Linked DNA regions of Homo sapiens: region 2 is linked to region 1. Evidence: chromatin contacts called from ENCODE Hi-C or POLR2A ChIA-PET data. All regions are on one chromosome and are shown on one strand. The core of a region is the stretch at or near the end of the contact, and the rest is flanking DNA. Distances in the headings are between cores, read along the strand shown.

Region 1 (2,959 bases), core at 189-2,688:
TGGCTGAGGTGGGAACATCTCTTGAGCCCAAGAGGTCGAGGCTGCAGTGAGCCAAGATCACAACACTGCACCCCAGCTTCAGTGACAGAAGGAGACCCTGTCTAAACACACACACACACACACACACACACACTAAATTACACATACATGGTTATGTTAAACAATATTGTTTGGCAACTAACTTTTAAAAAATACTTAGGTGCTGTATTCATGTATGTCCTGGAAAGAAAGAGAAAGATATTTTCCTTGTCCTTAATTTAAAAGAAAACTTTTAAAATAAAAGTACACTCTATTTTAGCTCCAAGTGTGATTAACAGTTAAGTTAAATACGAATAAGAAGCAAATCATATGCCCTCAGAATTTTGAAGGCAATGCTCCATTAACTTCTAAGTCCACTGTCATTTTGATTCCTAATTCTCTGTATATGAGCTGTTTTTTTTTTCTCTCACTTCACAAAATTTTGGAAATGACGAGTCTTGGGGTGAATCATTTTTCATTCACTGTACTAGGACTCATGTTCTTTAGTTCTACATGTTCTTAAGCTACTTGATAATTTTCTGCCCTCACTTTGCTCTGCTCTCCTTTCTGAACTTCTGTAAGTTGAATGTTCAACTGCCTGATAATCCTCTAATCTTATTTTTTCTCTCCCATGTTCCATCTCCCTCTCTCTAGGTCAATCTCTGGCAGTGTCCTTTTACTGTCTTCCCTAGTATGTACTGAAATTTTTACTTGGGCTATCATATTTTTTAATTTTCTAAAGCTCCTTCTTATTCACAGATTGCTCTTAATTTCATCTCACCTCCCTGAGAGTGTAACTTACTTTTTTTCCATCTGTTCCCTATATTACAGTATACCTGCTTCTACGGAATTCCCGTTTTTAAAAAATCTCTATTTTTCTTTCTATTGTTGATTATAAATTTTAGGTGGCAGCTGTTTCTTGGTATGCCTGTAGTACTTCTGTCCGTCATACAAACACACTTTCTCTCTTGCATAAGCACGTGCTCTCGCTCTCTCTCTCTCTCACACACACACACACACACACACAAACACACACAACAATGCAAAGAGTAATTCTGTCAGTTAAAAACAGGAGCATATTAAATGCTATAATGTGTAAAACAAGGGTTAGAGAGCAGGCTAACAAGAAGACACAAGAGAAGCCTATCCTGAATAAGCAGTATTGCAGAAAGGCATTTATGCAAAGGATAGGTTAGGTTCTGGCTTATACTCATCCAAACACGCTTTCCACTATGTAAATCTGAAAAACATCAATTCTAAATGCAGAATTAAAAGATTTTTCTCTTCTTCTCAATTCAGCTATGACTAAGGAAACAGAGACACAATAGTTACTAAGGAGGCAGGAAATCCTTCCAGCTAACCAACTTTTACATTCTGTTCCTTATGGTCAAAACGTTGACCACACTGTGGTAGCTCTTTTTGACTTTATGACCTTATTACTAAGACCATCAATTATATTCACTGTTATTTGTGCAGACGAACTGCTCGATTGCCAAAAGACTACGCTACAGTGCTATTTAACCTTTCCCAACAGAGACTCATTGAAACTCATTTGGTAAAATGTTTTACCTAACCTTGCAAAGATACTTCCTAGTAAATATTTGAGGTATATAAATACCTCCAAGTAGTCTTAAAAATGTGCAAAACTCATCATTGTTAAGGCAAATACTCATCTAAATTATAAAATCACATTAAAAGTTTAAAAAAAGTCATGCATTCAGACAAAGGTAATATTCCACATAAACTAAGGCAGTTCAAATACTATTTATCTGACTACATTCAGCCTACTTCCAATGGCAATTAAAAAATAATAATATGCACAGCATTTCATTTTAGAAAAGGCTGCTACTACATCATGGAATAGAATGTGAAACCATGTTCCACAGATTATTTATTCTGTGGTGGGGTGGGAATGAGGAAATGCAAAGTAGAGAAAGAGCAAAGGTCTAGAACCAGCCTGACCAGAGGAATACCACACAGTGGCAGTGTAACCTTGGGTGATTCATTCAACCTTGCTAAATAATTTTACATTTTCTTTTCTTTTCTTTTTTTTTTTAAGCAGAGTCTCGCTCTGTCACTACATTTTGTTTTCTATAAAATGGGAATAATAGTGCCTACTTAGTGGAATTACTTGAGAAATGAGATAATGCATCAACAAATCACAAATCTAACTTTGTACCTTCTGAACAAATTACACACACATTGTTCTTTTGTCTTGGCTCTTGCCACCAAGTCCTCTTCCTTTCCCTCAGCACTTTAAAGATGAGATGAAAGGAATAGAGAGGAAATTAGTATAAATTACAATTAAGTTCAACACACTCAAGATACTAAGATACTAAGAGTACACCAGAGAACATAACTCACTTTCAAACTTACAATGCAAATAGCTTTTAAAAATACACAAAGTACAGGCATTGAAAGCATGAATAAAATTTAGGTCTGGCATAAAAAATTTTACACAGCATTCTGAATACATTAACACCTATACTTTGAAGGAATCAAACACTAAATTTTATATACGTGTGTGTGTGTGCACACACGTGCCAAAGGCCAGGAAGACAGCTATGAAGTGGGATAGAATGTTCCACATCGGTAGAAAAAACGTATTTAGGATATCTACACACACACACACACACACACACACACACACACACACACACACACACACATGCACAGTGAGTGAGGTGATTAAAGGAGATGAAAATGGCGGTATACACAATGCTACTCTCACTCTCCTACTCACACATAATAAGATACCAATATTTGGTTTTGATGTGCCCATTCTAGTAGTAAAAGTAGACACTTCTGTGAACATATACACAAAGAGGTGCAGATGCTTCAATAACAAGTTTATTTGCTTCTTGGAAAAGGAAACCGTATTTCTCATAATTATTTGTAATTACAACAGACTTACTAGTAGTTGAGTCTCTACTAAAATAAT
Region 2 (2,959 bases), core at 267-2,766, 320 kb before region 1:
TGGCCTGGGCTCCCAGGAGGTGAGGGGCTGAGTCCCAGGTCATGGTGGCCGGACACAGAGGCGGGTAGAAGGCCAGCAGGGCTGCCCCATCTGAGCCTGGGAGAGCCTGGGAACCCAAAGGCCCATCACAGAGGCTCGGAGGCAGCTGTGTCCACGCGAGACAGAACTTAGGCTGGACTTGGGGGTACAACCCCAGGATAAACTTGGACACATTGAAGGGCAAGCAGCTTGGCCTCTGTCCAACAGGAAACCCCCTCTGCACAAGGAGAGAGGGAATGAGCACAGAGTAGAGGTGCCATGTGTTTCCCAGGGCTTCACTGCAGACAGCATCTCCTGGGAGGTAAACTGAGGCCCCTGTGTGCAAAGCAAGAAACTAGGGCAAGCCCCTTGGGGCTAAAGGTCAAGGAACTGAAGGTTCCAATTTACCTGCCCTGGTAGTTTCTGGCAAGAGACCTCCACCGCCTTCCCTTCCAGGATATGCCAGGCTGCAGGCTACAGTGCCGAGAAGGAGAAGACGGAGGCGGTGGTGATGTCACCCAAGGAATTAAGTAAGCAGGGGAGCTGATAACATCGTCCAGCCAGGCTCACTGTGGGCAGGGTGACTCACTGAAGACGGCCTGCGATCGCCAGGTGATTGTTGTTGTGCCCAGCCTGTGGGGCTGGGGAGGAGGAAGGGGGGCAGGCCACAGAGCTGTGACAAGTTCCTCACCGAGGCCCCTGCTCAGGGGAGAGACCTCAGTACACAGTGTCCTCCACCTCTGAGCCCGGGGCTGGCTCAGGAAACAGCCCCCCTCTGCCTGTGCGATTATCTTTGTCCACAGTGTTTGGTGTGTGTTTGTGGGGTGTGTCAGGTGATTTTCCTGCCCGAAGCCTGCTGGGTGCTCCAGGTACTAGCGATTGCTCACAGCAGAGCAGTAGCCCCCTCCCTGGTTGGACAACTGTCTGTGGAGACAACACCGGATGGCAAACTGCTAACCGCAACCACGTGGCGTCCTTACAGAGGGAACAGCCTGTTCCTCCCGCTGAGGGCACCTGCAGACCTGCCCCATTCATGGCTCCCTTCTCCCTCAGTCCCTGCTGAGGGGATGGTCCCTTCCCACCCTTAAGGGCACCATGGACTGTTGTCCAAGTTGAGAACTGTCCAACTGCAGGGGGCACCATTCACTTGGCAGTCTTCGTGCCAGATGCTATGGCTGTCCACAGTGGCCCTGCCCCTTCCCTTTTGTAAATTACTTCTCAGTTCCCTCCTCCACCAGAATTATCACACCAAACTTTCCCCCATGTATGCTTGCTTCTTTATCACCTGACACTCTCATTCATTCATTCCACAAAAAAATTGTGGCGTTTGTGCAAGGTACTATTCTAGGCAAGGGAACAAGACAGACCCTCCTGGAGCTCATGGAGTTCATATTCTAGCATGGGGGAGAACCAATAAATAAATAATTGGATACATAAAACTGCAAGTGACAATAAGTGCTACAAAGAAAACTAAAGCCAGCCCAGGATAGAGGGTGATAGTGCCCTACTTCAGCTAGGACTGCCAGAAAGGCTTCTCTGTGGGGAGGTGGCCTCTGAGGGGAGACCTGGAGGCAGCAAAGGAGGAAGCCTTCCCGGCAGAGCCCCTCCCATTGGCACCCAATGCCAAAAGAAGTTTCTATAACCCGTCCTGGTTCTGCCAGGAGCCTGCGGCATGGCCTGGGGCGCTCAATTCCCAGTGCAGGGTGTCTATTTCTTCCCCCAACAAACAAGAGGCCTAGTCGCATAGTCTCTTCCAGCACAAATTCACCCACCTGTCGGCTTGAGGAACATGACAGGAATCTGGGTTGGAAGGCCAACTCAGCCACCCACAAGCTGTGTCATCTTGAGCAGGTTACTCAGCCTCTCTGAGCCAGTTTTCTTTCCTATAAAATGTCAGGGAATTGTGGAGGATTAAATGAGGTTGTGGAACTGAAACCACCTGGCACAGGTGCTATCTATGAAGTGAGTGCTTCATAGATATTTTCTGGGGCTGCGCCTAGGTGAGGTGGGGCGAGGTGGGGTGAGGTGGGGCGAGGTGGGGTGAGGTGGGGCGAGGTGGGGTGAGGTGGGGCGAGGTGGGGCCTGGGGGTGCGGTGAGGAGGCGGCTTCCACTGGAGGAGCCTGGAGAAGGCAATGCTGACCCCAAGACGCAAAGCTCTGGTGGCTGCCCAGGTCTGCAGTGGCAGGGCCCGGGGAGCTGGCCCAGGCTGGGACCCTACCTCTACCCACCCCGGGCCTGTGCACTTCCCACTGACAGCAGCCGGTGGGGCGGGCAGGGAGCTACAGTGGGGCCCCCAAGAACTGTCACTCCGCGGCCTAGCTTTCAACATCCTTTGGGGCCCAAGCCACTCAGTTCAACCTCTCTTCCTTCCTCCTTCACTCAGGCTGTTTTGAGTGAGGGCCAGCCACACTCAGACTCCAGCCATGGTGCTCCCTCTCAGCTCCAAGAGCCCAAGGCAAGGAGGTGGAAGGTTAATCAGAGTCCACCCTGGTCAACACAACTTCCCTAACACCTGATGTGAGTTTAGGCATTTAGACCCTGCCGGGAACCCAGAGGAACATGCAGGTGCTCAGCAGGTGCAGGGTGCGGGCAATAACACCAATAGCAGTAATAATAACTAGCCTTCTCGGCTGCCATGGGCCAGGTGCTTTTCATCTAAGACCTTGCTTGATGTTAATCCTGAGATGTGGGCATTTTTTATCCCCTTTCATACTTGAGGAAACTGAGGCTCCAGGAAGGAGGGGTTGTGGGGTGTCGGCGGCAGGGTTTGTGGGCCTACTTCCTGCAGGACAGGAACCTTGCAAGGCACAGGGGATCTGGAGAAGCAGAATTGGAAAGACTCGGGTGGGTGGACCAGCCTGAGGCTGGGGAAGGGCCTTGCAGGGGATTCCTGTCCCACAGATGCCTGCAGGCCCAGGTGTGAGGCCCCCAGCCCCACCA

What was found. Hi-C counts contacts between places; a loop is a spot of excess contacts on that map. ChIA-PET counts read pairs that join two places held with the same protein, here RNA polymerase II (POLR2A). Pooled maps may share reads with other maps.
Region 2: a loop to region 1 is called in a pooled map, with 3 times the contacts of the local background. The contact joins two enhancer-like sites. A Hi-C loop is called at or near these places in 1 of 168 maps with a recorded cell type or tissue (PC-9) and 3 of 50 pooled maps. POLR2A ChIA-PET finds 5 or more read pairs at or near these places in 1 of 52 experiments (OCI-LY7).

What each region holds. Positions count from the first base shown.
Region 1 is chr2:43,454,498-43,457,456 of GRCh38, forward strand. All of the region lies in intron 26 of THADA (THADA armadillo repeat containing), which reads right to left. Among named protein-coding and RNA genes, the nearest start is that of THADA, 140 kb to the right of the region's middle. Within about 2 kb of position 1,439, at least 4 of the 41 ENCODE cell types and tissues checked have a DNase peak (open chromatin) inside an H3K27ac peak, as active enhancers do.
Region 2 is chr2:43,130,580-43,133,538 of GRCh38, forward strand. LOC105374570 (a long non-coding RNA gene) reads left to right here. Exons shown (of 3, transcript XR_940018.3): 3 at 475-1,795. Among named protein-coding and RNA genes, the nearest start is that of LINC02580, 30 kb to the left of the region's middle. RefSeq lists enhancers at 535-594, 2,693-2,959 and a silencer at 1,085-1,134. Within about 2 kb of position 1,517, at least 16 of the 41 ENCODE cell types and tissues checked have a DNase peak (open chromatin) inside an H3K27ac peak, as active enhancers do.